Linked DNA regions of Homo sapiens: region 2 is linked to region 1. A link is an interaction called in ENCODE POLR2A ChIA-PET data of the cell type or tissue named here. Cell type or tissue: GM12878. All regions are shown on one strand. Each heading gives the region's core, and the rest is flanking DNA. Links, peaks and the distances in the headings are about the cores only.

What was found. Peaks named below come from ENCODE experiments on the same cell type or tissue, not always from the same donor. Only the 100,000 strongest peaks of a DNase experiment are listed, where the experiment ranks them.
Region 2: POLR2A ChIA-PET joins it to region 1 with 6 read pairs; 6 of 35 experiments call an interaction of 5 or more read pairs at or near these places.

The regions. Positions count from the first base shown.
Region 1 is chr19:34,232,851-34,249,047 of GRCh38, reverse strand. No RefSeq gene overlaps it. Among named protein-coding and RNA genes, the nearest start is that of GARRE1, 14 kb to the left of the region's middle. RefSeq lists an enhancer at 10,608-11,180 and a silencer at 12,817-13,017. In GM12878, for the core only: no CTCF peak of the experiment used is centred there; no DNase peak of the experiment used is centred there.
Region 2 is chr19:34,341,262-34,357,458 of GRCh38, reverse strand. It overlaps GARRE1 (granule associated Rac and RHOG effector 1), which reads right to left. Exons shown (of 14, transcript NM_014686.5): 10 at 15,004-16,037; 11 at 9,417-9,582; 12 at 8,306-8,443; 13 at 5,867-5,945; 14 at 1,893-4,812. The coding sequence ends at 4,504. Among named protein-coding and RNA genes, the nearest start is that of GPI, 16 kb to the left of the region's middle. RefSeq lists an enhancer at 14,813-15,313. In GM12878, for the core only: no CTCF peak of the experiment used is centred there; a DNase peak (open chromatin) is centred at 5,817.

The DNA of each region.
Region 1 (16,197 bases), core at 12,869-15,368:
TGTAGTCCCAGTTACTGGGGAGGCTGAGGGAGGAGGATGACTTGAGCCCGGCAGTTCAAGGCTGCTGTGAGCTATGATTGTGCCACTGCACTCCTGCTGGGGAACAGAGTGAGATCCTGTCTCAAAAAAAAAAAAAAGTGACTCTCTGCAAACAACCCCATTGCCCACTCTACCACCAGGAGCACTTGACTATGAAAACCCCTTTCCTGAAGGCTCTTCTTTCAGACATTCCCACTGAAACTAACATGTAAAAGCTGCGGCTCACTTTACCCCGAACCTCATGGCCCCAGAGTAATGTGCCAGAAACCGCTTATGCTCACACCATTTTGGCCCCTTCCGTGGGCCAGGAGTCATGGAGAACCACTCAGCTATATATGCAGTTCTGAGATCAGTGTGAACATTGTCAACCTTGGGGCCCTTTTGGTGGCCTTTGTGGTGCTTTGGGGACCAGATGGCCTTGAACCTCTCAAGCTTACCTGAGAGCATTTTGTATTGTGGACATATCACCTTCTGTTTTGTGAGTCCATCTGCAGATATTATACCCATGCCCTGCAGGTTCAAATTATTTATTTTAATTCATCAAATACACATACATATGGAGAAGGAGGGAAAAAAATGTACCCACTACACAGGTTTGAGGCACTCGTCATGTCATGCCACCTCTTTATTTCAAGTTCCTTGCACCAAAGTGTTGAGAAAAAAAGATGGAGGCCAGATGCTGTGGCTCACGCCTATAATCCCAGCACTTTGGGAGGCCGAGGTGGGAGGATTGTTTGAGCTCACTAGTTCAAGACCAGCCTGGGCAACATGGTAAAACCCTGTCTCTACAAAAAACACAAAAATTAGGCCAGGTGCGGTGGCTCATGCCTGTAATCCCAGCACTCTGGGAGGCTGAGGTGGGCAGATCACAATTGTCAGGAGTTTGAGACCAGCCTGGCCAACATGGTGAAACCCTGTCTCTATTAAAAATACAAAAAAATTAGCTGGGCATGGTGGCTCATGCCTGTAGTCCCAGCTACTTGGGAGGCTGAGGCAGGAGAATCGCTTGAACCCAGGAGGCAGAGGTTGCAGTGAGCCAAGATCGCACCATTGCACTCCAGCCTGGGCAACAGAGCAAGACTCCGTGTCAAAAAATAATAATAATAATAAATAACAAAAATTAGCCTGGCATGGTGGCATGTACCTGTAGTCCCAGCTACTTGGGAGGCTGAGGTGGGAGGATCGCTTGAGCCCAGGAGTGAGAGGTTGCAGTGAGCTGAGATTGCGCCACTGCGCACTACAGCCTGGGCAATAGAGTCAGACCTTGTCTCAAAAAAAAAAAAGAAGAAAAGAAAAGAGAAAGAAAAGAAAAGAAGGAAAAGAAGAGAAAAAAGAGAAGGGAAGAGAAAAGAGAAAAAGGGATGGAGCCCACAGGTCTAAAGATGGAGGCCAGGCCCTCATCTTCAGGAATGGTAGCTACGGCCTTCCAGCTCTGCAGAAAGGTCTGTGAACTGGACCCTCAGCATCCACACAGGCATGAGATGGTGCCTTAGAGACCACCAGACCTATACCTGTAATTTGCTGTTTAGGAGGCCAAGAAGGTCAAGACCAGGAAACAGGGGTCACTCCGGAATGCATCTGGCCCCCTGTGCATCTGGATAGAGGCAGAGTTAGAGCCGGGTCCCGTGAAAAACATGAGCGTCTCTGAGGTTGGTGCCTATGACAAATGAGTGGAAGGAGGCTTCAGGAGCTCCTCTGTGACCCAAGAGCTGGGATGAACGAGACCCACATTTGTGAGAGATGCCAAAGAAATGCACCCTAGGCCGGGCATGGTGGCTGACGCCTGTAATCCCAGCACTTTGGGAGGCTGAGGCAGGCGGATCACCTGAGGTCGGGAGTTCAAGACAAGCCTGACCAACATGGTGAAACCCCATCTCTACTAAAAATACAAAAATTTGCCAGGCATGGTGGTACATGCCTGTAATCGCAGCTACTTGGGAGGCTAAGGCAGGAGAAGAGGTTGAAGCTGGGAGGTGGAGGTTGTAGTGAGCCGAGATCACGCCATTGCACTCCAGCCTGGGCAACAGAGGGAGATTCCATCTCAAAAAAAAAAAAAAAAAAAAAAGAAGGCCCGGCCTGGTGGCTCACGCCTGTAATCCCAGCACTTTGGGAAGCTGAGGCGGGCGGATCACCTGAGGTCAGGAGTTGGAGACCAGCCTGGCCAACATGGTGAAACCCCATCTCTATTAAAAATACAAAAATTAGCTGGGAGTGGTGGCAGGTGCCTGTCATCCCAGCTACTTGGGAGGCTGAAGCAGGAGAATCGCTTGAACCGGGGAGGTGGAGGTTGCAGTGAGTCAAGATCACGCCATTGCACTCCAGCCTGGGGGAAAGAGTGAGACTCTGTCTCAAAAAAAAAAAAAAAAAGAAAAAAAGAAAAGGAAAAAGAAAGAAAATGTACCCTGATCTCAGCAGGAGCTGGCTCTCCCTGCTGAGAAAAAAAGCAGATTTGCTCCGGCTGGCTTTTCTAAGGGCTTCACATTCCTATTGTCAGAAAAGCTGCAGAATCAGAACATCCCACTTACAGGGCCCCTCGGGGATTCCAGAACTGATTTTCTTAGGTAGCCAAAGTTATTACTGTTGGCTTGTGCATTCTTTATGGAAATAAAAGTCAGGGCTTCTAGGCTGGGTTTTACATGTTAGTTTCAGTGGGAATATCTTAAAGCCTTCAGGAAAGGGGTTTTCACAGCCAAGTGCTCTTGGTGGTGGAGGGGGTAATGGGGTTGTTTGCAGACAGTCACTTTTTTTTTTTTTTTTTTTTACGACAGGGTCTCACTCTGTTGTCCAGTAGGAGTGCAGTGGCACAATCATAGCTCACAGCAGCCTTGAACTGCTGGGCTCAAGCAATCCTCCTACCTCAGCCTCAAAGACATGATCACTTTTTGTGTCCTCTCTGCTTACTCCAAGGTCTTGAAGATATGCTCTTTTCCCAACAGTGTTTTGCAGTTGTCAGTGTAGAAGTCTTGCACATTTTTCGCACATTTTTCATTAGATTGCTAGGTATTTTATTGTTTTGGTGGGGTACTATTACAAATGGCAATGTTTTGACTTTTCATTGTCTAATTACTTGTTGCTTGTAGACAGAAACAAATGATGTTTCTGTATTTTGATATTTTACTTAATTGTAGGGCAGGCAAGGTGGCTCACGCCTGTAATCCCAGCACTTTGGGAAGCTGAGGTGGGAGGATCAATTGAGCCCAGGAGTGTGAGAACAGCCTGGGCAACATGGCAAAACTCCATCTCTACAAAAAATACAAAAATTAGCCAGGCATGGTGGCACACGGCTGTGGTCCCAGCTACTTGGGAGGCTGAAGTGGGAGGACTGATTAAGTGTAGGAGTTGGAGGCTGCAGTGAGCCATGTTTTCGTCATTACACTCCAGCCTGGGTGACAGAACAAGACTCCGTCTCAAAAAAAAAAAAAAAAAAGTTACCATCTGTTTCTAGTTTGCTGAGAATTTTAATCTCCTCTTTATTTTTATTTTATTTTATTTATTTATTTTTTGAGACGGAGTCTTGCTCTGTCGCCCAGGCTGGAGTGCACTGGTGTGATCTTGGCTCACTGCAACCTCCGCCTCCCCCGTTCAAGAGATTCTGCTGCCTCAGCCTCCTGAGTAGCTGGGATTACAGGCACATGCCACCACGCCCAGCTAATTTTTGTATTTTTAGAGATGGGTTTTCATCATGTTGGCCAGGCTAGTCTCGAACTCCTGATCTCAAGGGATCCACCCACCTCAGCCTCCCAAAGTGCTGGGATTACAGGTATGAGCCACTGCGCCTGGACAGCTCCTCTTTCTTTTTTTTGAGAGAGTCTCGCTTTCTTGCCCAGGCTGCAGTGCAATGGCGCCATCTCGGCTCACTGGAATCTCCGCCTCCTGGGTTCAAGTGATTTTCCTGCCTCAGCCTCCCGAGTACTGGCACGCACCTGTAATCCCAGCTAATTACAGGCACACACCACCACACCCAGCTAATTTTTGTATTTTTAGTAGAGATGGGCTTTCACCACATTGGCCAGGCTGGTCTTGAACTCCTGAGCTCAAGTGATCCACCCACCTGCGCCTCCCAAAGTGCTGGAATTACAGACATGAGCCACCGCGCCTGGCCTCCTCTTTATTTTTGAAAAGCTAAACAGACTGTTTGCACACCCCGTTTGTGCATGGGAGAGCAGGGGCGGGATCAAGTGTGAGAAGATGTTAGCCTGCTCTAGAAGGCACCCTGGGGCTCGTGCCAGGAACTGTCAGCCTTCCCACTAACAGTCCCTATGGGCTCATCATTGCCAGGTCATCTGTAGCTTGCTGTCCTTTTCTGGTAGTTTGCTGTAACAGACATTACTAATATTTGAATGTATGATTTGAATGTCCTCACTTAATAACAAATATTATTAGAATATTTGAATTCCAAATTTCCTTGCTTCCTCAAGTTAGGTGAGAACAAGACGAAGTTCAAGTTGAGATAATGCAACTATAAACACATCTGACACCAACACCTCCTTTCCATTCATAAGAACAGTTACCTTCCAACCGTGCTAGAGACAGACACCAGGACAGTAACCCAGCTCAGGTCAATGGAATTCCAAAGACTCCAGGATTTCCAGATTTAAACCAAGTACCAGCTAAAAGAGGAGGAAAGCAGGCTGGCCCAGACATGAGGTGTTTTGTTTGTTTGTTTTTTGAGACGGAGTCTTGCTCTGTCCCCCAGCCTGGCGTGCAGTGGTGCGATCTCGGCTCACTGCAACCTCCGCCTCCTGGATTCAAGTGATTCTCCTGCCTCAGCCTCGCGAGTAGCTGGGATTACAGGTGCGTGCCACCTGATCACGCATGGCTAATTTTTGTATTTTTCGTAGAGACAGGATTTCACCAGGTTGATCAGGCTGGTCTTGAACTCCTGACCTCAAGTGACCCACCCGCCTAGGCCTCCCAAGTGTTGGGATTACAGGCATGAGCCACCGTGCCCGGCCAAAGAGGTGTTGTAAGCACAAGTCGTGACCTGGGTTGGTGAAAGCTGCAGAGCAAGCCATTGACAGTCTGGAAGCCAGACTCAGACAGGCATCTGATCCAGGGACACCTCCAGGCCAAAGTTATAGGGGGTGTGGGCTACCCAGCATTGCTTGCTTTATCGGTCAAGGAAGGCCTCTAGACGAAGGAGCAGCAGCAGTGCTGGACATAGGGCATCCCCACTGCGGACCACTGGCTTGCCACAGACCCAGAGGTGTGCAGCTGTCCTGCTAGCTCACAGCCCTGTGACTTATTTTTAGATCTATGACTCAGAGTTCTAGACCAGTACTGAGGCCATGGGGAGAGGAGTCTCTGCCTGGGGGCTGCCTTAGCATGGGTCTGTTTGACACCATGATCTCATTCCCATCAGACCATAGTTGCGGCAATACAACTTCCAGAAGGACACCATCTTTTCTTTTTTCTTTTTTGTTTTGAGACAGAGTCTCATTCTGTCGCACAGGCTGGAGTGCAGTGGCACAATCTGGGCTCACTGCAACCTCCGCCTCCCAGGTTCAAGTGATTCTCCTGCCTCAGCCTCCTGAGTAGCTGGGATTACAGGCATGCGCCATCACGCCCAACTAATTTTTGTATTTTTGGTAGAGACAGGTTTCGCCATGTTGGCCAGACTGTCTCGAATTCCTGACCTCAAGTGATCCACCCGCCTTGGCCTCCCAAAGTGCTGGGATTATAGGTTTGAGCCACCCTGCCTGGCCACCATCTCTTAAGGCATCCAGATTAGATGCCTTCTCTAAGACATGTGACAGAATTTGACAATCAGATTTGTGTTCCCCAAAGTGCATTCTGGCCTCTGCACAGAATATGGCACAGAAGAATGCAGTATGAAGAGAGGATAACCAATGAGGAGGTTAACATAGTCCACGCAAGAGGTGAAGGGGCTTTGAACCAGGGTAGAGGCAGAGAGATTTGCTCACTCTAGATGGGAAATTAAGCACAAATGTTCACCTTCTTTGCCTTTAAGACTGCCCTGGCTGGGTACGGTGGCTCGCGCCTGTAATCCCAGCACTTTGGGAGGCCGAGGCAGGCGGGTCATCTGAGGTCGGGAGTTCAAGACCAGCCTGACCAACATGGAGAAACCCCGTCTCTACTAAAAATACAAAATTAGCCAGGTGTGGTGGCGCATGCCTGTAATCCCAGCTACTCAGGAGGCTAAGGCAACAGAATCACTTGAACCCAGGAGGCGGAGGTTGCAGTGAGCTGAGATCAAGCCATTGTACTCCAGCCTGGACAACAAAAGCGAAACTCCGTCTCAAAAAAAAAAAAAAAAAAAATTAGCTGGGCATGGTGGCGCATGCCTGTAATCCCAGCAACTTGGGAGGCTGAGGCAGGAGAATCACTTGAATCTGGGGGGCGAAGTTTGCAGTGAGCCGAGATCGCGCCATTGCACTCCAGCCTGGGCGACAAGAGGGAAACTTCGTCTCAAAAAAAAAAAAAAAAAAAGACTGCCTTAAAGGCTGCTTTGCCTATGGAGTAGCCATTCTTTTATTCCTTTACTTTCTTAATGAAGTTGCTTTTATTTAAAAAGACTGCATTAAGATGTCAACACATGAATAAACAGTTATAAATTGAATTGGGCAGGAATAAGCCTGTCAAGTATTTTTCTTTCTAAAATAATTTTTTATTTTTATATATTTTTTGAGACAGAGTCTGGCTCTGTTGCCCAGGCTGGAGTGCAGTGACACAATCATGGCTCACTGCAGCCTTAACCTCCTGGGCTCAAGGGATCCTCCTGCCTCAGCCTCCTGAGTAGCTGGAGCCAGAGGCACACGCCACTACGCCCGGCTAATTTTTAATTTTTTTTAAAATTTTACTTATTTTTTTGAGATAGGGTCTCACTGTGTTGCCCAGGCTATAGTGCAATGGTATGATCACAGCTCACTGCAGCCTTGACCTTCTGTGCACAAGCAGTCCTCCTTCCTCAGCCTCCTGAGTAGCTGGGACCACAGGCATATGCCACCATGGCTGGCTAATATTTTAGTGTTTTTTTTGTTTTGTTTTGTTTTGTTTTTTTTTTTTTTTTTTTTTTTTGTAGAGATGGGGTCTCCCTGTGTTGCCCAGGCTGGTCCCAAACTCTTTGGCCTCAAGTGATCCACCCGCCTCAACCTCCCAAAGTGCTAGGATTACAGGCATAAACCACCTGCGCCCAGCCAAGACTCTTTCTTTTGTTTGTTTTTTGTAACAGTATGCTGCTTAATTATAAGCCATGCCGACTGCAGCAGTGAGAAACAGGTTTGTTCACTACTTGTGCAGACCTTCAATTAGGTTTCCTGTTTTCAAGTCCCCTTCTCACTCTTGTTCCCTGTTGTACCTGCTGGCTCAGAGGCAGAAGCCTTCCAGAGGCCCAGGCAGGTGGCTCCTCCCGCACGCTAGCGCCCCTTGAGCACAGTCGAGGCGGCAGCACGCTATGCTCTGCCTGGGGTTGCCATGCTTCCAGCTGCTCTTGTCAGTCTAGAAAGCTGCTGAAAAATACCTCACAGGGCCAGGCGTAGTGGCTCACACCTGTAATCCCAGCACTTTGGGAGGCTGAGGTGGGTGGATCACTTGAGACCAGAATGAGACCAGCCTAGGCAACACGGTAAGACCCCATCTCTACAAAAAAAATTTAATAACCAGTTGGGCGTGGTGTTGTGTGCCTGTAATCCCAGCTACTCGGGAGGCTGAGTTGGGAGGATGGCTTGAGCCCAGGAGGCAGAGGTTGCAGCCAGCCGAGATCGTGTCACTGCACTCCAGCCTGGGTGACACAGCCAGACCCTCTCTCTCAAAAAATAAAAATAGGCCGGGCGCGGTGGCTCACGCCTGTAATCCCAGCACTTTGGGAGGCCGAGGTGGGCGGATCACAAGGTCAAGAGATCGAGACCATCTTGGCTAACATGGTGAAACCCTGTTACAATACAAAAATTAGCCGGGTGTGGTGGCGGGCGCCTGTAGTCCCAGCTACTCGGGAGGCTGAGGCAGGAGAATGGCGTGAACCTGGGAGGCGGAGCTTGCAGTGAGCCGAGATCGTGCCACTACACTCCAGCCTGGGCGAAAGTGCAAGACTCCATCTCAAAAAAAAAAAAAATAAAAATAGGCCAGGTGTGGTGGCTTATGCCTGTAATCCCCACACTTTGGGAGGCTGAGGCAGGTGGATCACTTGAGGTCAGGAGTTTGAGACCATCCTGGCCAACATGGTGAAACCCTGTCTCTACTATAAATGGATAAATTAACTGGGTGTGGTGGTGCGTGCCTGTAATCTCAGCTACTCAGGAGGCTGAGGCAGGAGAATTGCTTGAACCCGGAGGCAGAGGTTGCAGTGAGCTGAGATCGCACCACTGCACTCCAGCCTGGATGTTAGAGCGAGACTCAAGTCTCAAAAATAAATAAATAAATAAATAAATATCAGGATTAAAAGAAAAAAAAGGAAGATTCTTCTCTGTAGACATCTGTGGGATCTGGAGAGATTGGCATCCTACAACAAAGCCCTCTGGAATTCGGAAATCTCAAGAATAAAGATCACTACCTTAAAGCTGACACTGCTGGTTAACAAATCCTGGTCACACAGAGAGCTCCAGGGCACCCGTTTGCCTCCTTCTAATGACAGACAGCCAAGAATCCACTGATATTTTAATAAAGCCTACTACAGGAAAGAGACTAAGATGAACAATAGCAAAGGAAAGAAAATAGCAGAAAAAACTAAGAGATACAGGGATTTATTTATTTATTTATTTATTTATTTGAGATGGAGCCTCTCTCTGTCGCTCAGGCTGGAGTGCAGTGGTGCGATCTCGGCTCACTGCAACCTCCACCTCCCACGTTCAAACGATTCTCCTGACTCAGCCTCCCGAGTAGCTGGGACTACAGGCATGTGCCACCATGCCCAAGTAATTTTTGTAGTTTAGTAGAGATGGGGTTTCACCATGTTGGCCTGGCTGGTCTCAAACTCCTGGCCTCGAGTGATCCGACCGCCTCAGCCTCCCAAAGTGCTGGGATTACAGGTGTCAGCCACCATGCCCGGCCGAATGGGCAGCTCTTATATCTGAGTAAAAGAGACTTCTAGTGAAAGTACAGGGAGGATGGTATGAAAAAAATTACCCAAGCTAAAGGGAAGACACAAACCATTAAATCAAAAGGGCCTAACAACTGCCCAGCATAATACTGGAGTGAAACAAAAAGACCCACACTCTTGAGAAGTCATAACATTTCTTAACAGAAAGGATAATATGCTGTTTCCACAGAGGAAGAAACAGGTAATCTACAATGAAAAGAAAAAATCAAATTGGCATTAGACTTAACATCACTGCATGCTAGATCAAGGGTCAGCAACTAAGATAAGAATTGCTTCGACGTTTTGTTGTTAAATAAGCAAAGAAGGCTGGGGCTGGGCACAGAGGCTGATGCCTGTAATCCCAGCACTTTGTGAGGCCAAGGCAGGCGGATCACCTGAGGCCAGGAGTTCGAGACCAGCCTGGCCAACATGGTGAAATCCTGTCTCTACTAAAAATACAAAAATCAGCCAGGTGTGGTGGTGGGTGCCTGTAATCCCAGCTACTCGGGAGGCTGAGGCAGGAGAATCACTTGAAGCTGGCAGGCAGAGGCTGCAGTGAGCCGAGACGGCACCGCTGCACTCCAGCCTGGGCGACAGAGTGAGACTCTGTCTCAAAAAAAAAAAAGAAACGAGGAAGAAGATGTGACAGAGACCTTCCTGTCTAGAAAGCTCCCTAAGGAGAAATTCCAGTAAACAAAGGAATGGAAAACATGGTGCCAGCAACTCTAATTGTAGCCCAGGAGAGCAGTGATGGCAAAATCTCAGGATCATGACTTTGTTGACACCTGGAAGCAATATATTTGGGTTTTATTTGTTATTTATCTTTTTCAATTTTTTTTCTTTTTTATTAGACACCAAGATCTCACTATGTTTCCCAGGCTGGTCTCGAACTCCTGGGCTCAAACGATCTGCCTGCCTCAGCATCCCAATGTACTGGGATTATTGGTATCATCCACCATGCCTGGCCTGTTTGGATCTTAGCAGAATGGTGGAAGGTTATGGAAGAACAGTCTGTATGAAAAAAAGGAGATTTTGTAGACTGAATTATAGTATGGGTGAGGAGTTGGAAAAACTTGAGAATATGATAAAGGCAACAAATACCAGCAAGAACAAACATTCAGAAACTCCAGGAAAACCCAAAAGCTGTACAGAAAATAACTGTCCAAAGAAGAAATGGTCTGAATTAAACTAGAAAGTTGGTGAGTACAAGGAGAGTGGAATAGATTCCAAGTAACAGAGAACATCCAAGAGCCAATCAGAAACTCCAGGGGAAAAAATTGTAAACAAACAAAAACAAAACCAAGATAATACATACAGCTGGGTGCTAATTTCAGCACTTTGGGAGGTTGAGGCAGGCAGATCACTTGAGCCCAGGAATTCGAGACTAGCCTGGGCAACATGGCAAAACTATGTCTCTACAAAAAATTAAAAAATTAGCCAGTTGTGGTGGCACACCTGTAGTCCCAGCTACTCTGGAGGCTGAGATGGGAGGATCGCCTGGGCCCAGGAGGCTGAAACGAGCTGTGTTCGCACCACTGCATTCCAGCCTGAGTGACAGAGTGAGACCCTGTCTCAAAACAAAAATGCTCACTGGAGATTGTTGGTGATCTTACCAAGAACTGTTTCAGTGGAATAGGTCAAGTGGCTTGAGAAGTGAAGTCTCCCTTCACTTCAGGAATCCTGACAGTTAAACAGGAGTGGGAGGTATAGGATCCCCAGAATAATCTCCTTTCTCTTTTTTGGTTAGAGACTGGGTCTCACTATGTTGCCCCGGCTGATCTCGAACTCGTGGGCTCAAGTGATTTACCTGCCTCGGCAATCATAGCTAGCTCACTGCAGCCTCAGTCTCTGGGGTTGAAGTGATCCTCCCACCTCAACCTCCCAAGAAGCTGGGACTACAGGTATGTGCCAGCAAGCCCAGTTAATTTTTAAATTTTTTGTACAGATGAGGTCTTGCTATGTTGCCCAGGCTGGTCTCCAACTCCTGGCCTCAAGCAATCCAATCCTACCACCTCAGCCTCCTGAAGTGTTGGGATTACAGGCATGGGCCACTGCACCCAGCCCCTACCTCCTTTTAATAGGGCCTGGGATGCAGATGAGGCTGGTTTAGAGTGTGGTAAGCGTCTGAAACTGTTTTCATCCAACAGCCACCAGCTGTCTTTGAAATAGATGGTAAGACCACTTGCTGACTGCAGAGAGATGATTACAGAAATATACTGGTTTTGATGCAAAGTTAAGGGCACAGTGATTACAGAAATACACCTGGTTGAGGTATATATATACAAAGAAATATACCTGGTTGAGGTATAAATATACAAAGTTGAGGGCCAAGGTTGAGGGTAGTAATCAGCATTATTTACAGTGGCATTGATTTGCTCAACTGTGATTCTTGTCCTCAGGACTCAACCCCCTGGGTGAAGACATTGACAATGTGGATGAATGGATGCTTTTAGGGTTGAAGTTTCTCTAGGCAGGAGCTTCTCAAAAGAGAAGCAAAGGAGTTTAGGGTATTTGCAAGATAAATGAAGAGTGAGTCATGGAGTTTAGGATGGTTGGAGATGGCGGTGGAGAAAGCACGGGGGAACTAATGAAGCCGGAGAAAGTATAAAGATTCTGGACCTGGAGTTCTGCACCAGGCTAAAAACAGTTACTAAGGAAGGGAATGGGTTAGGTCACTGCTTTTTAATTTTTATTTATTTATTTATTTATTTATTTTTTGAGAGAGAGAGTCTCACTCTGTTGCCAGGCTGGAGTGCAGTGGCGTGATCTCAGCTCACTGCAACATCTGCCTCCGGGGTTCAAGCGATTCTCCTGCCTCAGCCTCCCCAGTAGCTGGGATTACAGGCATGTGCCACCATGCCCAGCTAATTTTTGTATTTTTAGTAGAGACAGAGGTTTCACCATGTTGGCCAGGATGGTCTCGATCTCCTGACCTCGTGATCTGCCCGCCTTGGCCTCCCAAATTGCTGAGATGACGGGCGTGAGCCACCGCGCCTGGCCTGAATTTTTTTATGTTTTTTTTTTTTTTTTTTTAGCTATTTCTTCAGCAAGACAGCTGGAAGGTCAAAGGGCGGGGTGTCTAAGTCTGTGATTTGGAGGTGGTTGCAGTTGAGGTTGATGGACAAGGTCCAGGTGTGTCTACAGCTTTGGGTAGGAGGGGACAACAGGAAAATGTCACAGGACAAGGACGGAAGCCAGGGTGTGGGCGAGTGTGCAGAGGAGTTAACGAAGCAGGTTTGACTGCTGTCATTTACAAGGCCTGCTTGTAAGTTTGGCTCTCGCCTGACATCTGGATTTCAGGAGGGTTCCCGCCATTCCCAGAACTGGTAGGAGTGGTGCACTGTATCCAGACTGTTGTAAACAATGTGGTTTGCTTGTGCTTTACTTCTGGGAGCCTGGAATTTTGGCACGTGCCACGCAGAGGGTGTCTGCATAATCAGCCCCCAGTAAAAACCCTGGGCAACTAAGTCTGAAGCTTCCCTGGCAGACAATATCCCACGCATGTTGTTGCAACTCCCTGCTGGAGAAGCTAAGCACATCCCGTGAGGCTCCGCTTTCTAAGTCCCCGTTGCAAGTTTGAGCCTGGTTTCCTCCAGACTTTGCCCACACATCTTTTCCCTTTGTGAATTTTGCTTTGTATCCTGTCACTGTATCCTGTCACTGTACACTGTCATAGCCATGCGTGCGATTACCCTGGGGACCCCCAGTACAGATGGGTAGATCACACAACAGCTGAAGTCACTTTGAATAAGACAGAAGGGGAGAGGAAGAGGAAGATGAGTATCAGACTTCTCACGATATGATGGGCAGAGATCAGGTCATTAAATGGTCATCACCAGGAGAGTGAGAGGATCACATAACCTCACTGGGGTAGGAGTTTTTATCAGCAGGGAAGCAAGGAGACCGCATCCACATCCTGAACACAGTTTTGTAGGGCAAGAAATATTCCACTGCTGCCAGTGAGTAAGGGCAATGGGGGAGCACTGTCCTTAGGGGACTGAGGCTAGGCACACGGAGGATTGACTCTGGATCTGCTCTAATATATACCATTATCTACATCTATGTCTACTGTACATCAGGGTTGTATGGTACTTTATGGTTAGTGACAAGCAGAGCACTACCATATGGTTCACCATGCTCCAAGTCCTCAAGAGGGCTAGGTCAGCATTCCTCTCACCCACTCTAGTTCTGGCTTCTCTCCCGAAGGAAAAAACAGTACCAGCATTATTTTAATAGCCAGAAGCTAGAAACCACCCAAATGCGGCATCAACAGTAGAAAGAAGCAACTGTGGTCTATTAACACAATGGAATATTATACTGCAATGAAAATGAACAGTCCATGGCCAAATGCAACAAGAGAGATGAATCCCAAACACAATGCTGAGTAGAGAGGCCAAACACAAGAGTATATACTGTGTAATTCCATTTATATAAAAACACCAAAGGTAATCTATGGTGTCAGAAGTCAGGACTGTAGTTAGCCTTGAAGGGATGGGGACTACTGGAAGGGAGCTTGGTGGGTTTCTGGGGTACTGTTAATAATCTGATTTATAATCTGGGTGCCGGTTACATAGGTAATTATGATGTGTACTTTTCTTTTTTTCTTTTGGAGACAGGGTCTTGCTCTGTTGCCCAGGTTGGAGTGCAGTGGTGTGGTCATGGCTTACTGCAACCTCAACCTCCTGGGCTCAAGTGATCCTCCCGCTTCAGCCTCCCAAGTAGTTGGGACTACAGGCACGCGCCACCACGCCCAGCTAATTTTTAAAAAATTACTTGGATAGGCCGGGTGCGGTGGCTCACGCCTGTAATCCCAGCACTTTGGGAGGCCGAGGCGGGCGGATCATGAGGTCAGGAGATCGAGACCATCCTGGCTAACACTGCGAAGCCCCGTCTCCACTAAAAATAAAAAAAATTAGCCGGGCGTGGTGGCGGGCACCTGTAGTCCCAGCTGCCGGGAGGCTGAGGCAGGAGAATGGCGTGAACCTGGGAGGCAGAGCTTGCAGTGAGCCGAGATCGTGCCACTGCACTCCAGCCTGGGCGACAGAGCGAGACTCTGGCTCCAAATAAATAAATAAATAAATAAATAAATAAATAAATAAATAAATAAATAACTTGTAGAAACAAGGTCTCCCTATGTTGCTCAGGCAATGCCAGTCATTGGTCTTTAGTGAGGACCTGTTTGAAGCAGCTCATTTCTTTTTTTTTTTTTTTTGAGATGGAGTTTCACTCTTGTTGCCCAGGCTGGAGTGCAATGGAGTGACCTCGGCTCACCGCAACCTCCACCTCTCAGGTTCAAGTGATTCTCCTGCCTCAGCCTCCTGAGTAGCTGGGATAACAGGCATGCACCACCACACCCAGCTAATTTTGTATGATTAGTAGAGATGGAGTTTCTCCATGTTGGTCAGGCTGGTCTCGAACTCCCGACCTCAGGTGATCCGCCCTCCTCAGCCTCCAAAAGTGCTGGGATTACAGGTGTGAGCCACCGTGCCGGGCTGAAGCAGCTCATATCCTATAACCACATGACACTTTCATAATAAAAATGTTTCAAAAGACACAGCCAATGACCCTTGGCAGCAGATCAAGGCCTTCAGATTTTCCCATTTAGAAATGTGGATTTTTTTTTTTTTTTTTTTTTTTTTTAGACTCTGTCACCCAGGCTGTAGTGCAGTGGTGTGGTCATGGCTTACTGCAACTTCAACCTCCTGGGCTCAAGCAATCCTCCTGCTTTGGCCTCCCAAAGTGCTGGGATTACAGGCATGAGCCACTGTGCCCATCTACTTTTCTTTTTTTCTTTTTGAGATGGAGTTTTGCTCTTGTCACCCAGGCTGAAGTGCAATGGCGCGATCTTGGCTCACTGCAACCTCTGCCTCCTGGGTTCAAGAAATTCTCCTGCCTCAGCCTCCCAAGTAGCTGGGATTACAGGAACCCGCCACCATGCCTAGCTAATAATTTTTGCATTTAGCAGAGATGGGGTTTCATCAAGTTGGCCAGGCTGGTCTGGAACTCCTGACCTCAAGTGATCTGCCTGCCTCAGCTTCCCAAAGTGCTGGGATTACAGGCTGAGCCACTGCGCCCGGCCAAATCCATTTTTGCTGAAGAGCATATGCCTGTACAGGATAATGCCAGACAGAATATACACCCAAATAGTGTCAACATGGTCAGCTGTGGGTGGTGGGATTAGAGAATTTTTTCTTCTCTTTCCTTTAAAAAACAAACATAATCTACACTGCCTGCATTCTTTGTTTCTTTTTAAAAATACCACCCAATCAGAGAAGAGGCCTGCATTCTTTTTACATGTATTACTTTTATAATGAAAATATATACCCAGTTCTGTGTTATAAATTGCAGTCTGCAATGTTCCACATATCCACTGAGTCAAAGAAACGCTATTAAGTACTGGGAATCCAGCAAGGGAGAACTGTCACCCAGCTAACCCCAAAAGAGAACATTGACAAAATGCTTTCAGTAGAAGCAAAATCCTGAATTGCAATGTTGGGATTTGCATTCTCATCAACAATCCTGCGTGAGGCCAGCATCCCAGGATTATCTGGATTAGTGTGTATGAGGATTATAGAGGTGCACTCCAGACACCTAGTAAACATGTTCCTGTCCTCTGTCCTGGAATGACTGTACACTGTTTACTGGAATTCAGTACAATCTCACCTGGGCCCAGGCCTCTCACACCCCCTTTAAGGTTGGCGATCTTCCCTAACCCTTCAGCCTGGAGGGAAAGGCTGGACCTTCTGGGCCCTGCCGTTCCTTGCTGTCTGCTCTCGGTTGTTTCTGTGCGACTCAACTCTGAGTGACTATGAGTCATTCTTTCTAAGAAAGCCTCACTATTGAACTGAAATATGCTTTGGCCTCACAGAGCTGCTTTGTTTCCTTACAACCACAACATGGGCATCAGTACATTTTAAAGCATTTCCTCAAAAAATCAACATTCATGACAAACTGGAATTATATTTAGGTCTATGTTGATATGTTCATGAGCTAAACCTGAAAACATTTTTATCAGTCAGCCAAGTTCATTAACTAGTGTACTGAGCTGGAATTTAAAGGACACCCTACCACTGGCTCACAGCTCTGCACCATCACCGAGAACAGAAACCACATCGGATTCAGAG
Region 2 (16,197 bases), core at 4,463-6,962, 120 kb before region 1:
GCCGCATGGTTGGCATGCAGCATCTCAGCCTCCAAACTGGAAGCCCCCTATCCAAGGAGCCCCCAGGTGGGAGAGGAAGGTCACAAGCCTCCCAAGTACCTCAAGATGCCTGCGCATCCTCCCCCATTTCTCAGATGGGCCAAGGCCTGTGAAGCCCTTGCAGTAGTAGCTCAGGTGTAGCATCTGCTCAGCTTCCCTCCCCACTCATTTGCACACAGCCAGAGCTGCGGGACTTCTGCCCTCTGGCCTCCAGCACTGCTGTGAATCAGAACTAGTCAAGAGAACTGGGTGCTTGTGTTAAATGGGAACACTCTGGAATAAAATATGGGCTTTTTTAAAGAGATGGGGTCTCACTATGTTGCCCAGGCTGGTCTTGAACTCCTGGCCTCAAGCAATCCTCCCAGGTCAGCCTCCCAAATTGCTGGGATTACAGGCGTGAGCCAGCACACCCAGCCCCTGCTAGCTTTTTAATATGAACTTCCAGTGTATTCTTGAGCACTCTCAGGCAACATGGCCGTTACCGAGCAACTTTGTCCTGAGGTGCATTTGGAAGGCTCTGGGACTTGGTCCCCATGCTCAACTTCAGGGCACCTTGGCAGAAAGAAGAGTGGTTCCTACACCAGCAGCTTATATATTAATGCCCACATTACTCCATTTTCTTCAGGTCGTCAAAAAAGGTTCCACTGAGGTGCTGTCTTTCTGTAAATGAAAATGAGCTGAAATGCTCCTGTGACCTGCCCTCCATTTGTGGGTCTCATGATACTATCTTTCTTCTGCTTAACACGATGGCATCATCCAGTGAGACAGGTCCTGTTTTTGTTTTTTTCTTTTTTTCTTTTTCTTTTTTGAGACAGAGTCTCACTCTGTTGCCCAGGCTGGAGTGCAGTGGAGCAGTCTTGGCTCACTGCAACCTCTGCCTCCCGGGTGCAAGCAGTTCTCCTGCCTCAGCCTTCCAAGCAGCTGGGATTACAGGTACCTGCGACCATACCACCTAATTTTTTGTATTTTTAGTAGAGATGGGGTTTCGCCATGTTGGGCAGGCTGGTCTTGAACTCCTGACCTCATGATCTACTGTCTCAGCCTCTCAAAGTGGTGGGATTATAGGCGTGAGCCACAGTGCCTGGCTTTTTTTTTTTTTTGGAGACAGCCCCATCGTTCTGTCGCCAGGCTGGAGTGCAGTGGTGCGATCTCGGCTCACTGCAACCTCTGACTTCCTGGTTCAAGCGATTCTTCTGCCTAAGCCTCCTGAGTAGCTGGGATTACAGGCACACGCCACCATGCCCGACTAATTTTTGTATTCTTAGTAGAGATGGGGTTTCACCATGTTGGCCAGGATGGTCTCGATCTCCCGGCCTTGTGGTCCACCTGCCTCAGCCACCTACAGTTCTGGGATTACAGGTGTGAGCCACTGCGGCCGGCAGAGACAGGTCCTTCTTATCCCTGTAAGGCACAGTATCTCTGCCATAGATTGGGTCCCTGGTTTGGGAAGAGGGTAAAACAAGCCCTCATTCTTGGGTCTCGTCATTGGACAAGCTGGCTGGGCAAGTCACAGCATCCACATTTGGTGGAACATGGGTGTTGGTAGACCCCAACCCAGAGAGCTTGCACCCTTGCAGAGGACGTCTCCTTCACTACTGCACTGGCTCCCCCTGCACAGGGGCCTAAACCAGCTTGGGCCTTAGGGAAGCCAATAGGGGAGGCGTAGCTGCTTGTTCTCCCTCCTGCCCATCCACTTCAGCTCACCGTAATATCCCAAGTGGTCTTCCCCTTGCTAGAATCAGAGGACAGGCTGACCTAAAAACCAACTCAGTATGCAGCTTTTCAAAGCAATGAGTCAGGCAGGGCTTTTGACATAATGTCCTCTGCAGTTCATTTTAAACAAGGATACAAAGTATTATTAAATGTATATTTTTAATAAAGCCAATAGTTATTTTACTTATAGGAGCTTTAAAAGATACAAAATGTAGAGTTCCAGTTTGGAAGCATTGTAACTATACACACAATGTCCTGCTGATGCCCTAGCAAGGCACCCACGCCCAACCATGCAAAGGACACACACGTTCACACATGCACACACATGCGCTTTGGCGAGACCCCTCTGCCAAGCGCAGCACCTGGAATTACCAGTGTTCAGAGCAAGGCGGTGCCGGGAACACAGCACCTACATGGAGACCACACAAACGGCTTCACACAGTCTCACAGCCCATGGAGATGCAATTAGAAAATGTCTTCCTTAATAGAGAAAAACAAACTGGAAAGTGACAATTAGTGACGTCACCTGTGCTGGAGCATCAAGGATTGACCTCTGTCCAAGGTGAGGCCTTTGGAGAGGCACTATTAAAACATGAGTACTTCAGTATAATGGAACTCGAAATACAGGGTACTGTGGACACATTACTGAAGGAAATAGAAAACTATCTTACAAGTAGAACAGCCATAGACAACTTTAACAGAGATTAGTGTGCACACCGTGACAGCTAACACAGACAAGAGCCACGCAGGGTTGGTGCAAAGCACGTGCCTGAAAATGTCTATATACAAAACAGTTCTTTGTAAACATGGTGAGGTGAATGCTCAGAACCACGGCAAAAGATCATAAATACAGGCAGCAATGCATCCCCACACAGCACAAAAGACAACACCTGAGGCCTGGGAAGAGCCTGACAACACAGTACTAAAAACTCAGGTGGCTGGGCTCAGACACCCTACGGGTCCTCTCAAATTAGTGTGTGTGTTTACATACATACATACATACATATATATATATTCTTTTTTTTTTTTCTTGTTGAGACGGAATCTCACTCTGTCACCCAGGCTGGAGTGCAGTGGCACAATCTCAGCTCACTGTAACCTCCGCCTCCCGGGTTCAAGCGATTCTTCTGCTTCAGCCTCCCGAGTAGCTGGGACTACAGGCGCACGCCACCACACCCGGCTAATTTTTGTATTTTTAGTAGAGATGGGGTTTCACCATATTGGCCAGGCTGGTCTCGAACTCCTGACCTTAGGTGATCCACCTGCCTCGGCCTCCCAAAGTGCTGGGATTACAGGCGTGAGCCACCACGCCCAGCCTCTTTTTGGTATTTTTATATATAAATTTACTTATATCTGTAGAAAAACGAGAACATAAATGTGTTATTACAATCTTTGCTGGAAAAGCTTATATGGAGTTAGAAAGAATAAACCATTTATTAGTAGTTAACATATATTAAAATGGTTTAATGATTTAAGAAAATATAAAAAAAATATTAATACTGTCAAACTTTCATACCAGAAAATATTATGGATTTTTCTCAGACTTTTTCAAAGATGAAATATGAAAAATTTAAATAAGTTTTATATAAAGAACTTTCTGTAACCTCAATTAATATACAGTGGGATATGTCTATTCTATATAGATATATTTATTATTATTTCTCAATTTAAGCACCATTCAATTCTTCTGGATCCATTCTGGCTGGAAAATATCCCTAAATCCACAGGATGTTATCTATTTAATGGCACATGTTAACTGAAAATGAGGTGGATTTTTTTTTTAAGAAAAGACCTTAAATTAATTTCTATCTACATCTTAATTGGTTTGTCTTCTGAGCCAGCTCACAATGTCAATGCAATTTCTAGTGCAGGTGTCTCTGAGTGCCCCTTGACCACACCCCGAGGATTGTGGCAGTGTCCTGGCCATGTGTGGAAGGATCGAAGGGCAGCAGGTGCAGCCTTGCTCTGCACATGGACAGCAGCTGGCTGGTCCACCGCCACGCACCTTCAGCAGTGTACCTCCGGCACAAGTTCCACCATTCTGCTTCAATAAAGCTGGGAAAGGCCGCAGTCCCAGGGTGCTGCTGGGTGGCGAGGAACTGTCCACCCCCAGAAACCCCAGGTGACTGCTTCCAATCACAAATATTCTATATTTTGCCCATTTTGTATAAGCTTAAATATAGATAGTGTTAAACAAACCTCCAGCCAGTATATCTGTTATCTTAAAATATTCAATGCATTTTAGGCAGGAGATGTTTTAACTAAAAACCTACATGAAAAAAAAAGCTATAAAATACAGTGATTGGTGTGGTCATCACTCAAGGTGTGGAGGAGGGAGGAGAGGGTTTCCAAAAAATGGTCAGTTATGCCCTCAGCTTTCAGGCCTGATGTCTTCCCAACACACAGCAGGACTAAAAACCCAAGAGCTGTGTTTCTTCAAGTGTGGCTGTGGCGCCTGCATCAGAGTCACCTGTGGCGCTTACTAGGCATGCAGGTTCCCTAGCAAGCCCCTGAAGGCCAGACGCCTGTGTCTCCAGCTGGCTCTCCAGGGCTCTGATGCCATCGTTTCAGAAGCCAGGTTTAAAGGCTTGGAGCTGCCAACCACCCTTGTCCCCAAGGAACCCTCCCTGGGATGGGGCGCACTGGTCCTCTGAGGGGCTGGTGTCAGCTAAGTGGCCCTGGGGTGGGGACACTCATCCCCACAGCTCTGGGCGGGCAGGCAGGCAGGCAGGCAGGCTGGCTGGCCTGGGGTCAGTACTGGGGCAGATAGGCTGGCCTGCGCTCACCCTTCCCAGGGAAGGCCTTGAAGCCCTTGGGTGCTGCCTTGTGTGCTGGTGGGGGTGGGGGCTGGGGTGGGGTCTGCACATAGGAGAAGGCAGCGGCACTGCAGTCGTTGGTTGCGGCCCACACTGGGGACTGCAGCATCTGCATGGTGTCGTTCCACTGGCTGCCAGGGCTGGTGACTGCATAGAGTGGTGCGCTGGGGCTGGGCAGCGTGCTGGGAAGCGGGGAAGGGTGCTGCCAGGGTGCTTTGGGTGGCCACGTTTTGGTTTTGTTATCCTGAGAAACAAAAGAGAGTTCTTAGTGGCATTTCGGGCAATGTATCATCATTTCCCACCTCCCCAGATGCCTGGCCCTTATTCCCTCCTAGGAAGCCGGGTGAGAGCCCCACTCACTCCCACACCCCTGTCCAACAGAACTTCTTGCAATGATAGCCATGTTCTGTGCCTATACGGTCTAGTATGGTAGCCACTCGCCACATGTGACTAGTGCAAACTGAGGAAAGGAACTTTTTTTTTTTTTTTTTGAGATGCAGTCTGTCTCTCGCCCAGGCTGGAGTGCAGTGGTACGATCTCGGCTCACTGCAACCTCTGCCTCCGGGGTTCAAGCGATTCTCCTGTCTCAGCCTTCTGAGTAGCTCGGATTACAAGCGCATGCCACCATGCCTGGCTAATTTTTGTATTTTTAGTAGAGATGGGATTTCACCGTGTTAGCCAGGATAGTCTCGATCTCCTGACCTCGTTCGTGATCCACCCGCCTTGGCCTCCCAAAGTGCTGGGATTACAGGCGTCGCCACTGCGCCCGGCTGATTGTTTTTAAAAAGTATTTTAGAGGCAGTCTCGCTCTGTCACCCAGGCTGGAGTGCAATGGTGCAATCATAGCTTACTGTAATCTCAAATTCCTGGGTTCAAGCCATCCTCCTGCCTCAGCCTCCTGGGCAGCTAGGACTACAGGCATGTGCCACCATGCCTAGCTGATCTTTTAATTTTTTTGCAGAGACAGTGTCTATATTACCTGGGCTGGTCAAGAACTCCTGGCCTCAAGCCATCCTTCTGCCTTGGCCTCCCAAAGCACTGGGATTACAGGCATCAGCCACCACACCCGGCCTGAATTTTTATTTGTATTTAAATTTACATAGCCACATGTGGTGAATGGCTATCACACTGGACAGCACAGCCGTAGAGCTTCCTGTGGCTCTGAGTCAGCTGAGGTGGCTAATCATTTACACAAAATTAATCACCACAAAGAAGATCCCTCATTACTTTGAGGCCCTCTGAAAACTGCAGCTGTGGAAGCTAGCCCAAGTCTGTGCCCACAGAGCCTGCCTGAATACCTGGTTCACATCCTCCACCGTGGTGAGGAGAGGTGGTGAGGGCAGCGTGCTGGTGTCTTGCTCTCCACTGCTGTGTTTCCTGCAAGAACCAAGAGCTCAGGGCAGTGATTGCTTGGCTTCCTGCCCAGCCCACCTGTAGGGTACACACTAGTGCTAGGCTCCAGCATCTCCAGGCCCTGGTTCTAGGAGGGGAGGAGGCCTGCCTGGGTCAATGGCATAAAGGCGGCTAAGGGGAGCCAGCAGTGAATGACGGCGCTCCTGCACTGCCAGTGCAGGTGGAGGAGCTGGGGGTGGAGGTGGCAGGCAAAGACAGGCACTGGTTTACTCAGCTGCTGAGTCCACCTTCTTTGGCTTTATTATTATTATTATTATTATTTTATTTTTTTTTTTTTTTTTGAGACTGAGTCTCACTGTTTCCCAGGCTGGAGTGCAGTGGCATGATCTCAGCTCATTGCAAACTCTGCATCCCAGGTTCAAGCAATTCTTGTGCCTCAGCGTCCCGAGTAGCTGGGATTACAGGTGCGTGCCACCATGCCCAGCTAATTTTTGTATTTTTAGTAGAGATGGGGTTTCACCATGTTGGCCAGGCTGATCTCGAACTCCTGACCTCAGGTGATCTGCCCGCCTAAGCCTCCCAAAGTACTGGGATTGCAGGTGTGAGCCACCGAGTCCGGCCGGCTTTTTGTTAATTTATTTAAGAGATACTGTTTCCGGCCGGGTGCGGTGGCTCACGCCTTTAATCCCAACACTTTGGGAGGCCGAGGTAGGTGGATCACGAGGTCAGGAGATCAAGACCATCCTGGCTAACATGGTGAAACCCTGTCTCTACTAAAAATACAAAAAATTAGCCGGGCATGGTGGTGGGCGCCTGTAGTCCCAGCTACTTGGGAGGCTGAGGCAGGAGAATGGCGTGAACCCGGAAGGCGGAGCTTGCAGTGAGCTAAGACCGCGCCACTGCACTCCAGCCTGGGCAACAGAGCGAGACTCCGTCTCAAAAAAACAAAAAAAGAGAGAGATACTGTTTCCAAGCACTAAGGATATGTGACTTAAAGCCCATTCGTTTTACTAATCACATGAAAGTCTGTTACAAGGTTGAATGAAAAAGGCAGGATGTGGCCAGATCAGAGCCAGCACTCCTGCATGCAGACAACAGTCTCTGCAGAGATGGTGCCAGATGTGACTTCTTAGAAGTCGAATCAGTCATATGTCTGAAAGAAAAGTCTCAAACTCCACCCCCGGTTCAAACTTGCTCCTCCTGCAGGCTTAGCACCTCAGTTCATGGCGCCCTTCACAGAAACTCAGGCAGAAAACTTGCGTGTCATCCTTGACTCTTCCTACCTCACCCACACCCCACTGCCGATTCCCCACCAGTTGCTGCCGCACTTTGTTCAGCTCTCTGCTCATCAGAAGCCTCATTGACTAAGTGCTGGAAATAGAACATCCACCTGTTCTCTGCATTTACTACCCTCATACCCTGCTTTATTTTCCTTCAGAGCACCTAGCCTAACCTGACATGATTTTTTGTTTGATTTTTGAGACAGGGTCTAACTCTGTTGCCCAGGCTAGAGTGCAGTGGCACAAACACAGCTCACTGTAGCCTCAACTTCCCAGGCTCAAGTGATCCTCCCACCTCAGCCTCCCGAGTAGCTGGGACTACAAGTGTGGACAGAAAGCATCTGAATGTGTGCTCGTGATTGGTCAATGCCACCCCCCACCCCACTACTATTCTGTGCAAGTACCATTCTGTCTTCACCTACCCGCTCCCCACTGCCTATCTGACAGAGCCTGGCCTGTCCAGCAGGGACCAAGTAACCCGGCCTCCCACTCTGCTCTACAGCATGGCTTCGAGTGCCTGGGAGCCCTGCGTGCCCTCTACTCCTGCCCATGGTCCTTAGTCTGCCACCCTGACCTTGCTTTCTCATATCCACAGCAGTTTCTCTACTTATTTCTAACCAAGCTCTCCTCTCAGTTCAGAGCCCATTTTAATTTTTGTGACTACTTTTGAAAGCTAATTACTACTTTTCCCAACTTTGAAACGCCATTCAGAGGTCATTTTATCCATCTTTAATAAAGAGATGGAGGGTAATTGAGGGCCAGCCCCTTGTCTAGGGTTGCAGAGCCTGTTGGTGAGTCCAGATTAGAACTCGCAACCAAAGGCCTGCTCTTCCCACAGAAATGGGTGCCTCCTGCAAGGCACAGACCAGCACCGGCCACCCCGTCTCCCAAATTGATCTGCACAAGATGAGGCCGGCTCTTCCTTGTGGAAACCGCCTCCTGCAGGTGCTCTTCAGAGGCTTCAGCCAGGCATTGCTGGAAGAGCCCCTCCTCTCACACAGGGAGACTGGAGGTGACTGGGCTCCTGGCTTTCCCAGGGAGTGAGCCATGGGTTGCATTCACATGCCCTTCTCTCCCCACCTTGGTTTAGAAATCCCTTCATACCTTCTCTGCTTGACAGCAGCAACGAGGTCAGGCCCTGAAAACATGGAGAACAAGCTGTCCCCGTTGGCTGAGGATGTCTCATCACTCGAGCTGGCAGAGTCTCCCTGAGCACCCGACCAGCCACCGTGCAGGCCATCCCTGAAAGCCAGAGAGAGAAGCTGGGCCAGGGCCTCCTGCAGCCCCACCACCCGCCACCCCACCCTGAAAGGGCAGTCCTTACCCTGCATTCATCCCATAACCAAATAGTGGTCTCTTGTCTCTCCCTTCTTAAAACGTGAGGTTTTCCTCCTTTGCCTTATTTCAAAAGTAATACATATTCATCAATTCCCTTTATTCCTCTAAGAAGCCTATGGTTTGTATATGAAATTTGTTTTAGAAAAAGCAAGGGAGGGAGAGCATGGGGAAGAATAGCTAATGGATGCTGGGCTTAATACCTAGGTGACGGGATGATCTGTGCAGCAAACCACCATGGCACACATTAACCTTTGCAACAAACCTGCACATCCTGCACATGTACCCCTGAACTTAAAAGTTGAAAGAAAAAAAATTTTTAAGTAAAAAAAAAAATTTAAAAATAAGAAAAAACAAAAAGTTGAGCTGGTCTTTAGTCATCCAGATTTATTAACCATGTAGCAATATGGGATATAAAAAAATCCCCAGTTGTCTTTACAATAAAAATTTGCAATTCTCTCAATATACTAGAATCTCAATTGTACACTTTTGCTTTTCATAGGCTATAATGACAGCGTTCCATAAATCACGTGGGCTTCGCAGCCACACTCAGTTCAGTATAAAGGCCGTGTGAAACATGCCTTCACCTCACAAGCACCATCATGTAAGAGCCTTGTCTAGGGCTGAAGAGTCTGTTTTGAAAATCATGAATGTATACCAATGGCACGTTCACAGGGATACATCACACTACTTGGCATCTAACAGTCAGCCACATGACTCTGACCCCTAAAGATTTCATCCCATGTCACTCTCTCACATGGGGGCTTGGAATTGAACTGCCTGAAAAGAATGCACACAGGCAAGGAGCCTCTCTTCTCACAGGCCCCTCGGGGGACACCTGGGTCTCAAGCTCAGATTCCCTGAAGTACCCAGCACTCACCCTTCTGTGAAGAACTCGGGGAAGGGCCAGGTCCGATGCGCGTCATCCATAGGCGGCCAGTTGCCCCGGGGGTTGCCTGGCCGGCGACCGTGCTGGGCCTGCCGCTTCTGCTGCATCGCCTGGCTCACTCCTGCCACATAGCGTGCAAACTCTGGGTCTGAGCCCACTGCATTGGGACAAAGGAATAAACCGGGTTTGGGGACAAACTGGCCTCTTGGTCCTTCCCTACGCTTTGCTAACGTGCTGGTCACACATGCAATGAAAGGCAGTGAGGAGCTGCCAGGCTTGTGCCCCACAGCGTGGGCTGTAGGCTGTGCCCAGCACCCTGCTGTGGGGAGATGGGACTTGCCGCACCTAGGGCTGAGGCATGGTGTGTGCCAGGGCTGTCATGAAGGGCTATGCCTAGGATAGAGGCAGGCTAAGTGTGAAAGAAACAAAAAGAGAGAAAAATGGTTTGATTTCCCTACGACTAGATTTTAAAGACAAATACTAATTACTTAAAAAATTTCCAGCATCAGCCAGGCACAGTGGCTCACTCCTGTAATCCTAGCATTTTGGGAGCCTGAGGTGGGCAGATCGCTTGAGCCCAGAAGTTCGAGACTAGCCTGGCCAACACGGCAAAACCTCATCTCTACAAAAATTAGCTGGGTGTGGGCCAGGCGCGGTGGCTCACGCCTGTAATCCCAGCACTTTGGGAGGCTGAGGTGGGTGGATCACGAGGTCAAGAGTTCAAGACCAGTCTGACCAAGATGGTGAAACCCTGTCACCACTACTAAAAATACAAAAATTAGCTGGGTTCGGTGGCAGGCGCCTGTAATCCCAGCTACTCGGGAAGCTGAGGCAGGACAATCACTTGAACCCAGGCGGCAGAGGTCGCAGTGAGCTGAGATCGTGCCACTGCACTCCAGTCTGGGCGAAAGAGTGAGACTCTGTCTCAAAAAAAAAAAAAAAATTAGTTGGGTGTGGTGGTGTGCACCCGTAGTCACAGCTACTTGGGAGGCTGAGGTGGGGGGATCACTTGGGCCCAGGAAGTGGAGGTTGCAGTGAGCCAAGATTGCGCCACTGCACTCCAGCCTGAGAGACAGAGCTAGACCCTGTCTTTAAAAACAAAACAAAACAAAACTGGGCTGGGCTTGGTGGCTCACACCTGTAATCCCAGCACTTTGGGAGGCCAAGGCAGGTGGATTACCTGAGGTCAGGAGTTCGAGACCAGCCAGGCCAACATGGTGAAACCCCGTCTCTACTAAAAATACCAAAAATTAGCTGGACGTAGTGGCAGGCACCTGTAATCCAAGCTACTCAGGAGGCTGAGACAGGAGAATCACTTGAACCTGGGAGGCGGAGGTTGCAGGGAGCCAAGATCGCGCTATTGCACTCCGGCCTGGGTGACAAGAGCAAAACTCCAACTCAAAAAAAGTCCATTGTCTTGGTGCTCTGTATGTAGCCTAGAGTCATTAGCTAACAACTTCGAAAATCAGATGATGACTTTGGCCAACTGATAACCTGAACGTTAACAAAGCATCAAAGCATTGGGGTCAGCCAGATAGAGGTTATATGCTGATCCCACTTAAGCTAAAGTTTGATCTAGTATTTTCCTGGCTATTGACAGGAGATTTGCTCATTCCATCTGAACATCTTAAGTGTGGCAAAGAATAAAATGAAACTTCAGAATGCTTTAAGAGGTGGCTGGAAACACTGGCAATGCTGAACGGGGATATACAGGGCAGTACAAATGGGAGAAAAGCACAGATGGCGTTTACAGAAAGTGTCAAAAAAAACATATGGCAGGAAAGCATCCATGCATCATAAATCAAATGTGACTCAGCAATGCATTTTTTAGCTTAAAATTAGGGAAGATACTAGGGCACAATCCCATTATCAACTTATCCTTAGGGCACTGTCACAAGATGATTTCAGTCATGCTGGCCTGTCTCCCGTTCCCCATCCCGCACTGATTTTGCCTATCTAGACGGGGCCACTAGATGGCGCCCTCTGATTCTGTCCAGAGGGGTGCCCCTCCTTAATCTGCATCAAGGGCTATGCAGATCTTATGCCCTCGGGGCAAGGTCTGTAGAAAACTACACCATGGACTTCAGGTGCAGAAAGGAACACCCAGAAGGGAAAGAGTAGGATTTGTAGTCTACAGACAGAAGAGGTATCCAGGACTCAGAGGTCAAATATGATAACATTCTTATTCATTTATTAAAAATAAATCTTTTTTTAGACAAAGTCTCACTCTGTTATCCAAGCCGGAGTGCAGTGGCGTGATCTCAGCTCACTGCAACCTCTGCCTCCTGGGTTCAAGTAATTCTCGTGCCTCAGCCTCCCAAGTGGTTGGGACTACAGGTGTGTGCCACCACACCTGGCTAATTTTTTTGTATTTTTGGTAGAGACGGGGTTTCGCCATGTTGGCCAGGCTGGTCTTGAACTCCTGGCCTCAAGCAATCCGCTGGCCTCAGCCTCTCAAAGTGCTGAGACTACAGGCATGAGCCACTGCACCCGGCCTCAAATATGACACAATTCTGACAAATACTGTTTATACTCTGGATTTAGTTATATGACAGTCAAAAAATGTACACACCATCTATGATCAACTGAGAAAACGCACTGTGCCCACACCAGTGGGTGGCAGCCAGTGGGCTTGCTGTTTCTTAGCAGGATGGAGGTGTTTACCCTTCTTGTGGCCCAGGGTTGCAGGCACAAGGGTTTCCTACATCCATCCACCCAAGGGGAGCAAGCACAAAACAGCAAGAGCAGCGGCATGAAGAATTTTCAGAAGACATGAGCAATGGTCAGATGCAGTGGCTCATGCCTGTAATCCCAGCACTTTAGGAGGCTGAGGTGGGTGGATCACCTGAGGTCAGGAGGTCAAGACCAGCCTGGCCAACATGGCAAAACCCCATCTCTATGGGCGCGGTGGCTCATGCCTGTAATCCCAGCACTTTGGGAGGCCGAGGTGGGCGGATCACGAGGTCAGGAGATAGAGACCATCCTGCCTAACACAGTGAAACCCCGTCTCTATGAAAAATACAAAAAATTAGTTGGGCATGGTAGCGTGCGCCTGTAGTCCTAGCTACTCAGGAGGCTGAGGCAGGAGAATGGCGTGAACTCGGGAGGCGGAGCTTGCGGTGAGCCGAGATCGCGCCACTGCACTCCAGCCTCGGGGCGGTAGAGCGAGACTCCGTATAAAAAAAAAAAAAAATTAGCTGGGTGTGGTGGCAGGCACCTGTAGTCCCAGCTACTCAGGAAGCTGAGGCAGGAGAATCATTTGAGCCCAGGAGGCAGAGGTTGCAAGTAAGTGGGGATCGCGCCACTGCGCTCCAGCCTGGGCAACAACGTGAGACTCTGTCTCAAAAAAAAAGAGAAAGGAGTGTTAACCCCAGCATTAACTTCCCTCCTGTAACAAATGCTGGGTGTTTCAGCAAGGAGTGTCCTCTTTTTTTTTTTTTTTTGAGACGGAGTCTCGCTCTGTCGCCCAGGCTGGAGTGCAGTGGCGGGATCTCGGCTCACTGCAAGCTCCGCCTCCCGGGTTCACGCCATTCTCCTGCCTCAGCCTCCCAAGTAGCTGGGACTACAGGCGCCCGCCACTACGCCCGGCTAATTTTTTTGTATTTTTAGTAGAGACGGGGTTTCACCGTTTTAGCCGGGATGGTCTCGATCTCCTGACCTCGTGATCCGCCCGCCTCGGCCTCCCAAAGTGCTGGGATTACAGGCGTGAGCCACAGCGCCCGGCCTGGAGTGTCCTCTTATGGTGGTGATTTACTTGTACAAGTATTTGCTATACTTATTTGTAACATTTCACAGTACTCCCCTGTGAATGAAATACATTTTCTACTTCTGTGTATGCCTTTTGCTAAATTAGAGAAAAAAGTTTGCATGTACCTATGTTACCAAATTCTCTTACTAATTTTAGATGGTTTTTTTTGTGGGGGGGGTTCAATTCTATTATCAGCAAAAAGATGTGCTGCTTAATTTATCATTTTCCAAAGCTTAGACCACTTATTTTATTGCTTTTTGTCTTGCTGCATTTGCTGTGAAGTCCAAGACAAAGTTACATGCTACAGGTGATAACAGTCGCCCTTGTCTGATTCCTGATATTAACTGAAATGATTTTTGTTTCATTATATAAGGCACTATTTGCTATTAGCTTTTAGTAGATAGTCTTTTTTATTTTTTATGTATTTACTTATTTTTTAGAGACAGAGTCTTACTTTGTTGCCCAGGCTGGGCTGCTGTGGTGTGATCATGGCTCACTGCAGCCTCAACCTCCTGAGCTCAAGCGATCTTCCCACCTCAGCCTCCCAAGGAGCTGGGACTACAGGCATGTGCCACCACACCCAGCTAATTTTTTATTTTTTGTAGAGATGGGGGTTTCACTATGTTGGCCAAACTGGTCTTGAACTCCTGGCCTCAGGCAATCTGCCTACCTCAGCCTTCCAAAGTGCTGGAAATTACAGGCATGAGACATCATGCCTGGCCAGGTTTTCCACTTCTTGGTATAATTTTGTAATGCCTATTTTGCTAGGAAAGAATCCATTTTCTGCTGAATTTCCAAATGTATTGCTATTAAGTCTTAGATGGTACTGTCTTAAAGTGGCTTTTTTTTGAGACAGGGTTTCTCTCTGTCAGCCAGGCTGGGGTGTAGTGGCATGATCATAGCTCACTGCAGCCTCAAAATCCTGGGGTCAAGGGATCCTACCGCCTCAGCTTCCTAAGCACCACCACACCCAGCTAATTTTGTTTAATTTTTAGTAGAGATGAGGGTTTTGTGATGTTGACCAGGCTGGTCTCGAACTCCTGGCCTCAAGTGATCCTCCAGCCTTAGCCTCTCAAAGTACTGGGATTACAGGCATGAGCCACTAAAGCGCTTTTAATGTATCCTTTCTATTTCCTAATTTTGTTTCTCTTTGTTCTCCCTTAATCAAGCTTAGAATAAATTGGCTTATACATTTTATTGGTCTTCCAAAGATCCTTTAGAGTTATTTGCAATTTCTACTCTATTTTTCTTTCTAATTTACTTATTTTTGGCTTTTCCCCCTTAATTCCTCCTCCTAGTTTGTTCTTGTTTGTAAATTCCTTCTCTAATTTTTTAAGATGACTCTGGTGGTATTTTCATTGTCTAGCCCAGGAGAAGCTGTATTCTATGAAGGCAGGAGGGTGTCTGTCACCTGTCATAGGTCCTAGAGTTTAGGCAAAAAAAAAAAGCATCGCAAAGAACAGGTTATATAATCAGGAAAAAAGCACCCCACAAAGGGCTGCTGACCTTGGCTGCCGGGAGTAGGCAGGCCTAGACTGGAGCCTACTTGAACTATGGGACTTTGAGCTGTTCAAGTAACCTCTCTTAGCCTCAGTTCTGTTCTCTATAAAGTAAGAAAAATAGTCCACTCATGTTCTCAGCCCCTTTCTCACCACTGTTTCCCATCTTGGTAGATCTGCCCCATACTTGCCTCCACAGTGAGAAAGGGTCGTAAAGGGGGATTAAATGATTTCACCTTCACAAGTAAGGCTGCAGCAGACAGGCCCTGGGAAGACCTCGGCAGTTGCATTTGCTGTTGACACTGGGCGAGGGATGGGAGGCCTCACATACCTGCAGGATCAAAAGGCAGAATCTCTCCCAGCATTCCAAAGACTCCATCACTTTGGTCACGGTTGGGCCAGGTGTTATTTCTAGGTCCCTGCGGCTTCTGTCCCAGAACCTCTGACATCACATTATCCATATAGCTGCTCACCAGACCCAAGCTGTACAAGTCAGAACTGAGATCAGATATGCCAGGCCACTGACCAAGAGGAGACAGACCTGCTCCAACAGCCTGCGCTGGCTGCTGGGATGAGCCATGTACCCATTTCCCAGGTGCCCGAGGCTGGGGCGGGGGCTGCTGCGGTCCAATGGGCTGGAGTAGGTGTTGGTAGTATTGGACTTGAGGTTGTTGCTGCTTTGGGGACTGCTGCTGAGGTGCCAGTCCCGGCTGGGGTGTCAGAGGTGTGTGTGCCCCAGCCTGGGGTGCCCGTGGTGGAGGGGGCACAGGCAGTGACGGCTGCTGTGGTTGCATGGCTCCTGCCTTCTGCTCAGTCACCATGGCTGTGGCAGCAGAATTATGCCTTGTCACCAACGGAGAGCCCTGATGTGACTGGCCCATGTTAAAGCCCGAGAGAAAATCTATCACCTCTTGCATTTCCTGATCAGTTGGTAAGTTCATACCCTTCTCATCCTTGCCGTCATCTCCATGCAGGAAGTTCTCACGCCTCTCCATGAGAAAGCCATTGGCCACTGTATTACTGGAATTCTGAGCTGACTGTGAAGGGTCTGTAGTCCTGGGGAAATTACCAATGTTCAAAATGCTTTGTAACCTTGTATCAATATTGCCAGGCATTTTGGCCTTCTCTTCGGAACATCCAGCTATGAAGATGTTTTTGGAAGGGGTATTTTGGATGGAATAATTTGTGCTGCTGCTGGAGCTGGTACATGAAGCTTTCTTGGTGAACCGGGATGTCAGTTTGGAGAATGTCTTCTGCAGGCCACCTGAAGATTTGTTTCCATTTCCAGAAGGCAGGTCAGCCTGGTTGCCAAAATCACAGATCTCCCTTTGCAGCTGGATCTGTATGCAGGGTAAAGCTTGCTCCCTATTTAAACAGAAATTTGTTTAAAAAAAAAAAAGACAAATATATAAAATAATAAAATGGACCTCTTTGTATTTAAGAATGGCGTTGAGAGCAAGAAAAACCTCTCAGGTTGGTATCGGGTTCACTTATTTTATATATAAATGAACACCCAGGGGTTTGG